Linked DNA regions of Mus musculus: region 1 is linked to region 2. The links are chromatin contacts, found by POLR2A ChIA-PET in ENCODE. All regions are on one chromosome and are shown on one strand. The core of a region is the stretch at or near the end of the contact, and the rest is flanking DNA. Distances in the headings are between cores, read along the strand shown.

The links. ChIA-PET counts read pairs that join two places held with the same protein, here RNA polymerase II (POLR2A).
Region 1: POLR2A ChIA-PET joins it to region 2 with 13 read pairs in embryonic stem cell. The contact joins the promoter of Rpl18a here to the promoter of Rab3a in region 2. POLR2A ChIA-PET finds 5 or more read pairs at or near these places in 4 of 5 experiments (Patski and embryonic stem cell).

What each region holds. Positions count from the first base shown.
Region 1 is chr8:70,895,561-70,898,973 of GRCm38, forward strand. It overlaps Rpl18a (ribosomal protein L18A), which reads right to left and starts at 1,883. Exons shown (of 5, transcript NM_029751.4): 1 at 1,799-1,883; 2 at 573-752; 3 at 356-485; 4 at 40-149. The coding sequence starts at 1,816. It overlaps Mir7067 (microRNA 7067), which reads right to left and starts at 10; the gene lies at 1-10. It overlaps Snora68 (small nucleolar RNA, H/ACA box 68), which reads right to left and starts at 296; the gene lies at 199-296.
Region 2 is chr8:70,753,195-70,756,602 of GRCm38, forward strand. It overlaps Rab3a (RAB3A, member RAS oncogene family), which reads left to right and starts at 1,509. Exons shown (of 5, transcript NM_009001.7): 1 at 1,509-1,669; 2 at 2,662-2,889; 3 at 3,253-3,371. The coding sequence starts at 2,662.

The DNA of each region.
Region 1 (3,413 bases), core at 633-3,132, 140 kb after region 2:
CTGCAGCCCTGCGTCAGCCCCACACTCGGGGTCACTCACGTGGAACTGCTTGACAGCTGGCCGGCGGCACTTGCCAGCTGCAATCTCTTCCACCTTCATGATCTGGATGGAGTGGGCACGGGCACGGTGTCGGGCACCCATGTCTCGGTCTGTGGAAAGAAAAGAAAATCAGCCCCAGCCACCCAGAATGCCCCCACATTCTGTAGAGCCTACTGATTCACTCTGGGGGGCACTGCACAGCCCCCCAAAGGCGACGAAGCCCCTTTGCTGTGTGCACCACTATTTAAACAGCCGCTACAGGCAGCGACAGTTCTTGGGTTGGGTGCCAGAAATTGGCAGAGGGTTGGAGACTCACAGCACTGTGTGACTGCACCAGCAGTGGTCAGGTCCCTGTACTCCCGATACATGTTGTGTGTGCCACTGCGGGAGTCATAGCGCAGCCAGATGCCAAAGTTCTTCACACGCAGGGGTGACTTCTCAAACACCTGTGGGGAGTAGGGAGGACATGAGGAGTGCTGCCCTGGCTCTGATGGTACCCAGCGACCGGCATCCTGTGGGGCCCCAGACCTCACCTGTCCGCAGTACACAATTTCCCCGGATGACTTCTTCATCTTCTTCAGCTGTGACACAAAGTACCAGAAGCGGGACTTGGCCACCACATGGTTGGGTGCAAAGATTCGCATACGGTACAGTGGTGGTGTGTGGCATTTTGGGGTTGGCAAGCAGCGCCCCACCACCTTGTACTCCCGAAGCTGAAAGACATGTCAGGAGAGAAAGTTGTCTATGTGGGGGAGGGGTGTGGAGGCAGAGCCGGCCTGAGATTCAGTCCTCCCACAGGCAGGGGTGTCCAAAGTGGGCTCATACACTCGAGCCCAGTGTGAGGCAAGTCAGAAGGCTTGTGCTCCGCTACGAAGCTGCCTCAGGGTCTACATGTGGCAGGCTGCTCTGCTCTCCCTGAAACTCCAGGCCAAGATGGCAAAGGTGGCTCACGTCTTTAATCCCAGAGCAGGAAAAAGGCCATTTGTTCTACAGAGAAACTGTCTCTGGATTGGGACTAATTGACGATTCCAGACTAGCTTTTCACCAAGAGTCCGAAGGATTGTGTCCAACACACCGGGGCCAGTATGAGATCCGGCACCCTAGGCTACCGTCAGCCAGCCTTTAGAACTAGCTAAGGATGATTCTAGCGACGCTCTGCTTCGATTTCAAGTGCCGAGATAAGTGGCAGCAGGCTCGGTGTAGCCAGCGCTGGGGACAGGCCGCAAGCTTACCAAATGCTCTCTAAACCTAAGGCGGGCCGCGTGTCCACTCCAGTCTAAATAGACCAGGTTAGCTTTAAACCTCATAAGAGACTAAAACAAGCCAGCCGGGCGTGGTGTCACACGCCTTTAATCCCAGCACTCAGGAGGCAGAGGCAGGCGGATTTCTGAGTTCGAGGCCAGCTTGGTCTACAGAGTGAGTTCCAGGACAGCCAGGGCTACAGAGAAAACCCTGTCTCGAAGGAAAAAAAGACTAAAAGAACCACGGGGCTAGATTTGGCAACGAAAAGGAGTGTAACGCTGATATACACGAAAAGGCGGAGGGCCTTCCGGTGCACCCCGATCTAACCCGCTCCGTCCTCGGCCGCCCAGCACGCGGCGGCCGCCATGTTGGCCGCAAGGAGGCTGTGGGCGAGGAGAGCTGCCCGTAACCGCTGAGGGACCCTCGCGACGAACGCACCACCACCCCGGAGGACACAGCCAACCCGAGCGGCCCTGCCGCCAACGCCGCACCTTTTGCCCCGCCGCGGCCTCCTTACCGTGCCCGAGGCCTTCATGGCACTGCGCACTCGTTCACCGCCAGTCACAAAAGGAAGTGTTGTCTTTCGCGCAGGCTCTCACCATGGTCTCTGACGGAAGTCCCGCCCTCCTGATGCGGTGCTTCCATTGGGTACAGCTAGTAGCGGTCTAAGTTCTTGGCTTTTTTATTGGGTACCGATCAGCTACGTATAAGTCCCGCCTCTCTTCACGGAGACTACAGTTCCCAGAGAGCAGCGCGACGGGCCTTTGCAAGTTTCTCCCGGGACGCCCCATCGTCGTGCGCGAGGGATCCTGGGAGTCTACGCGTAATCGTGGTTCCTAGTTAGATTCCGGATTTTTAGTTCTCTCTGTCTCTCTCTTTTTTCATCTTTTTCTTCCCACTTTCTACATCATCCTTCTGTGTATCTACCCATCTATGACCCATCATCCATCTTTTTTATTTGCTTGCACCACCTTCGTGTCTGGTGCCTCGGAGGCCCGCAGAGGGCGTCAGTTCCTCAGTGCTGGAGTTAAAAGTTGTGAGGTGAATGCTGGGAATCGATCCCTGTATGTGCTCTTAGCTACTGCTGTTCTCTCTCCAGCCCCATCTATCTTTTTCTCTGTCATTAGTTTGGTTTGTTTGTTTGTTTTTTACTGTTTATTGAGATAATGTAGCCCAAACTAGCCTGTAACTCACTGTAATTCTCCTGCCTCTTCCTAGTTCTTGGGATGCTGGAGTGTGCCACCTGCCAGCCCACGTAACTATTTTCTTTATAGAATTGTATCAGAGCTGTGTCACTCTGTCTTAACTTTGTCATTTTCCTGGCCAGGTCCTGTACCTGAAGGCGACAATATCCGCCGTGTGTTTCCGCTAATGGCCACTAGGTGGCGAGCGCGTTTTTTGGCTCAGCCGCAACGCAATGCAATGCTGGGATGTGTGCTTCTAGGTCCCCCATTTCCATTGTGCTCAGGCGCATTCAAGTGTGATCCCTCAGTTTCCCCAGCCGCATTAACACTCCCCGTCCCATAAGATAGTTGTAAGATTTAGAAATTGGGCGTGGTGTTGCATGCCTGAGGTCTTACAAATGGGAGAGTGAGCCAGGAGGCTCAGGAAAGATGGCCTTGGCTACACAGAAAGATCTCATCTTACAGCCTTCCCACCCCAAAATAAACAGCTTAATAACATGTCGGTGTGCAATGGGCAGGCTAGGACACAGTCCACCTCTGCTGGAACACATTGCTCCAACCTGTGTTCTGGAGGCTGCTGAAGTGGGGTAGATACATTCTGTAAGATGCAGGACAGATGCTGGGGTGCAAGCTGTGCCCTGAGAGGGCACAGGGAAAGGAATGGAGAAACAGCTGTGTGAGGAAAAAGTTGGTATCCACAGGCCCAGCCTTAACCTTGGTCTGGGCTTTGATGTAAATTCAGAGTTTACAAGACCCTCAGCTGGGTGAACAGGACAGGTGCTGGCGGTTCAGTTTCACTTCCTGCTTTGCAGATGCCCCCCTTGGCCTCTCCTGAGTGGCGACAGGCTCTAGCCTTAACAGACCTCCTCTCCAAATGGCTCCTCTCCTAGGGGCTATGAAGAATCCCAGCAGGGCCACCTGTTGGTAAGACCTCAGGTTTCTGTCACA
Region 2 (3,408 bases), core at 259-2,758:
AACCCGGTCCCGGTCCCCACAGTAGCCTCCGCGTGGGCCCGGAGCTCGCTAAGTAACAAACTGATGGTCACTTTGTGTCTCTGCATGAAGTGCAGGGGAAGCAGGAAATAAGCTTCCTCCAGCGGCCCCGGATTGGGCGGGGCTCCAGGCTCCTCGCGGGGGTGGACGAGCATCCAGGCGACAAGTTATTCTGGTCCATTGGCGCCTCCGCAGCTGGCGGGGAGGTCTATAAACAGGGCCAGGACACGTTCCCAGTTCTGCTTCCTGTGGGAATGGAAGCGATGGGGACCCTGCCCGGCCGCACGGAGAGGAAGAATAGGATAGACCCCAGATTCCCACCTTGACAGGCAGATTTGCAGGAATGAGTCGTGTGTATCATAGCGGCTTGGAAGTCTGCATTTCTGCGCCCACCTTCCTGAGACACAGGGTTACCCGGGTCCCAGTGTCCATATCGTAAAGGGCGTTGGGCAGCTACTCTTGAATCTTCTCTGCTTCCTTGGTCTTTCATTACAATTTTGGAAGACTTATGGGTCAGGATACTTCTGAGCCCTAAGTGCGCAAGGAAGCAAGGGGTTCTCTGGGGACTCATCAGACCCTTTTCTCTTTGCACAGACCGGATTTTCTCCTTTATTTCTTTGAGGCAGGGTTTTATGTGGATCAAGCTGACTTTAAGACACTATGTAACTGAGGATCACCTTGGACTTCTGCTTCTCCCCTCCTTCCCTTCTCCTCCCAGTGCAGAGAACAGGAGCCTGGATCAACCCAGGTCTTTGTGATGCAGGTTCCCCACCAAACTGAGAATTATCCTCAGCCCATCAAAAAACAGTTCTTTCTTTCTTTCTTTTTTTAAAAATTATTTATTTATTTGCTTGTTTATTTTGTTTTTTGAGACAAAGTTTCTCTTCATAGTCCTGCTGTCCTGGAACTCACGTTGTAGACCAGGCTGGCCTCGAACTCACAGAGATCTGCCTCCATCTCCCTTCTGAGTGCTGGGACTAAAAATTCTGTGTGGTCTTTAATGAGTTTTTTGAGCCCTAAAATGTAATCAAGATGTATGCCTGCCAATCCAACACTTGTGAGGTGCAGGCGGGAGGATCAAGAGTTCAAGATCAGCCTCTGCTACTTGGCAAGTTCGAGACCAGCTTGTTACTTGAGACCATTTCTCAAAACAAAACCTAAACTCCTGAGTGCTTCACGTCTCAAAAGCAAGGACTTCTAACCACAAGTTTCCAACCAGAGCTAGGTCCTGGCCTCAGCCTCTCCGCCCTTCAAACACCTAGCAGTCACCATTGGGCCTCTAAAGACGTAGGAATCGCTGATTTGATATTCGGTCCGTCGCTCGAGAGCATCAGCCAATGGAAACTTCATGCCTCCCTAGAGCCCCGTCTTCCAGTGGCTTACCAGGCCCTGCCCCTCTTCTGCCGGCGCAGGCCAGTGTGGTCCCGCGGCTGTCGATGCAGTCCCTCCCCTAACGTCACAGCTTCGTTTGCATAGAAAGCCCCGCCCCTGGCTTTGCAGGACGTCAGCTAGGACTGCAGGGGCCTGAGCCTCCTCCGCTGCCGCCTGCAGCCCCCGCCGCCGCCTGCATCCCCCGCATCCTCTTCTGGGGCCCGGTCGCCAGCGCAGTCGCCACGGTCGCCGTCGCCAGCGTTGTCTCAGCTTAGAGAGGGTAAGGGTGAGCGCAACCCAGGTCCACACACTGAGGAGCCCGCGTTTCACTGACAGCTGGGGGATCAAGGGGAGCGCAACTCGGGTGTAGTGGCTATGGGTCTCGCATTTGGCATTCTTGGTCCCGCATCCCGCACCCCTCGCCCTTAACCTGGCACCTGGGGCCCGGGCTCTGCGACAGAGGGGGAGGGGAAAGCCAGGCCTTGCGGGAGGCTTGTGCGTGCTCGTGCTCGTGGGGTGAACACGCGTGTGCGCGCCCGCTGGGCATGGAGAGGCTCGAGTGACCGCAGGACGCGCAGCGTGCACACTTGTGATACGTTGTGCGTGCATGGTCCGCGTGCGCGGTGCGCGTGGATCTTAGTTCAAGTATGTGCTCACACGCGTGTGGAGCCATGCGCGTGTGTGGTGTGTCCTCCCGGATGGCCAGGTACAGTCGTGCATTGGTGCAGGGAGCTGTGCTCACACATGGGCTTGCACACACCATACATGTCTGCTTGTTTCGCCTGTTAGCACCACTCTTGCATGCAGGGCAGGTGTTTGGGTCTGCCTGCCCTAGATGCTTCATTGTGCTTGTGTGTGTGTGTGTGTGTGTATGCGTGCGCGCTCTTGTGCTCGCGATTTTGTGTGTGTGAGCCTACGTTCATCCTGTCTTCGTCACGTGATGTGGCTATCTCAGGGCCCCAGTTCTTGCAGGAGAAAAATAAGGATGAGCGAGAACTGGGGATCCTCCTGTATTCATGTTCCGGTGTGGGTCTCTGTGAGAGACTGATGGGAAGGCAGAGGAGGCTCAGTCTTCCCTCAGGGTACAGGGGAATCTGAGGTTCACAGCCTGCTTAAAACCTTGGTGCTGTCAAGGTCACAGCTCTGCCTTATGTTGGTTGGGGGGGTTGAGCATGTGACATTGGGGGGTATCCTCACCTACCCCTGTGCCGTGCCCACCCTGTGCGTGGTCCTGATGCTCCCCTCAGGCCCTCTGTGCCACGCCTCCCGCAGATGGCTTCCGCCACAGACTCTCGCTATGGGCAGAAGGAGTCCTCAGACCAGAACTTCGACTATATGTTCAAGATCCTGATCATTGGGAACAGCAGCGTGGGCAAAACCTCGTTCCTCTTCCGCTACGCAGATGACTCCTTCACTCCAGCCTTTGTCAGCACCGTTGGCATAGACTTCAAGGTCAAAACCATCTACCGCAACGACAAGAGGATCAAGCTGCAGATCTGGGTGTGTAGGGCTGGAGGGGAGATGTCTTCCTGCCAACCCCCACAAAAGGAAGCTGAGGCTAGCCATCGGCTGGCGCTGGGATTTAAGGCCTGCATCTCCATCCCAGTATGAGCTTCCCGTTTTCCTAAGTCCCGAGCATCCCCACTCATCTTCTAGCATAGTGTGGCACAGGGCATTCAGGCAGCACCCAGTACATGTTTGTTGAGTGACTAAGTGGCCTTGCAGTGACCCATTTGGGTCACTGTCTGCTTTTCCTGACCCACTGTCCCCGGGCCTCAAAGTGGTTGCTGGACAACCTTGGAGCACGTTTTTCTCTCGGGGGCTGCTGCGAGGTCCCTTCTGACCTATCCCTCTTTTCCCCAGGACACAGCAGGGCAAGAGCGGTACCGCACCATCACCACAGCCTATTACCGAGGCGCCATGGGCTTCATCCTAATGTATGACATCACCAATGAGGAGTCATTTAATGCAGTGCAGGACTGGTGAGCAGCCCACCTACTCAGAAAACACAAGGCTGGG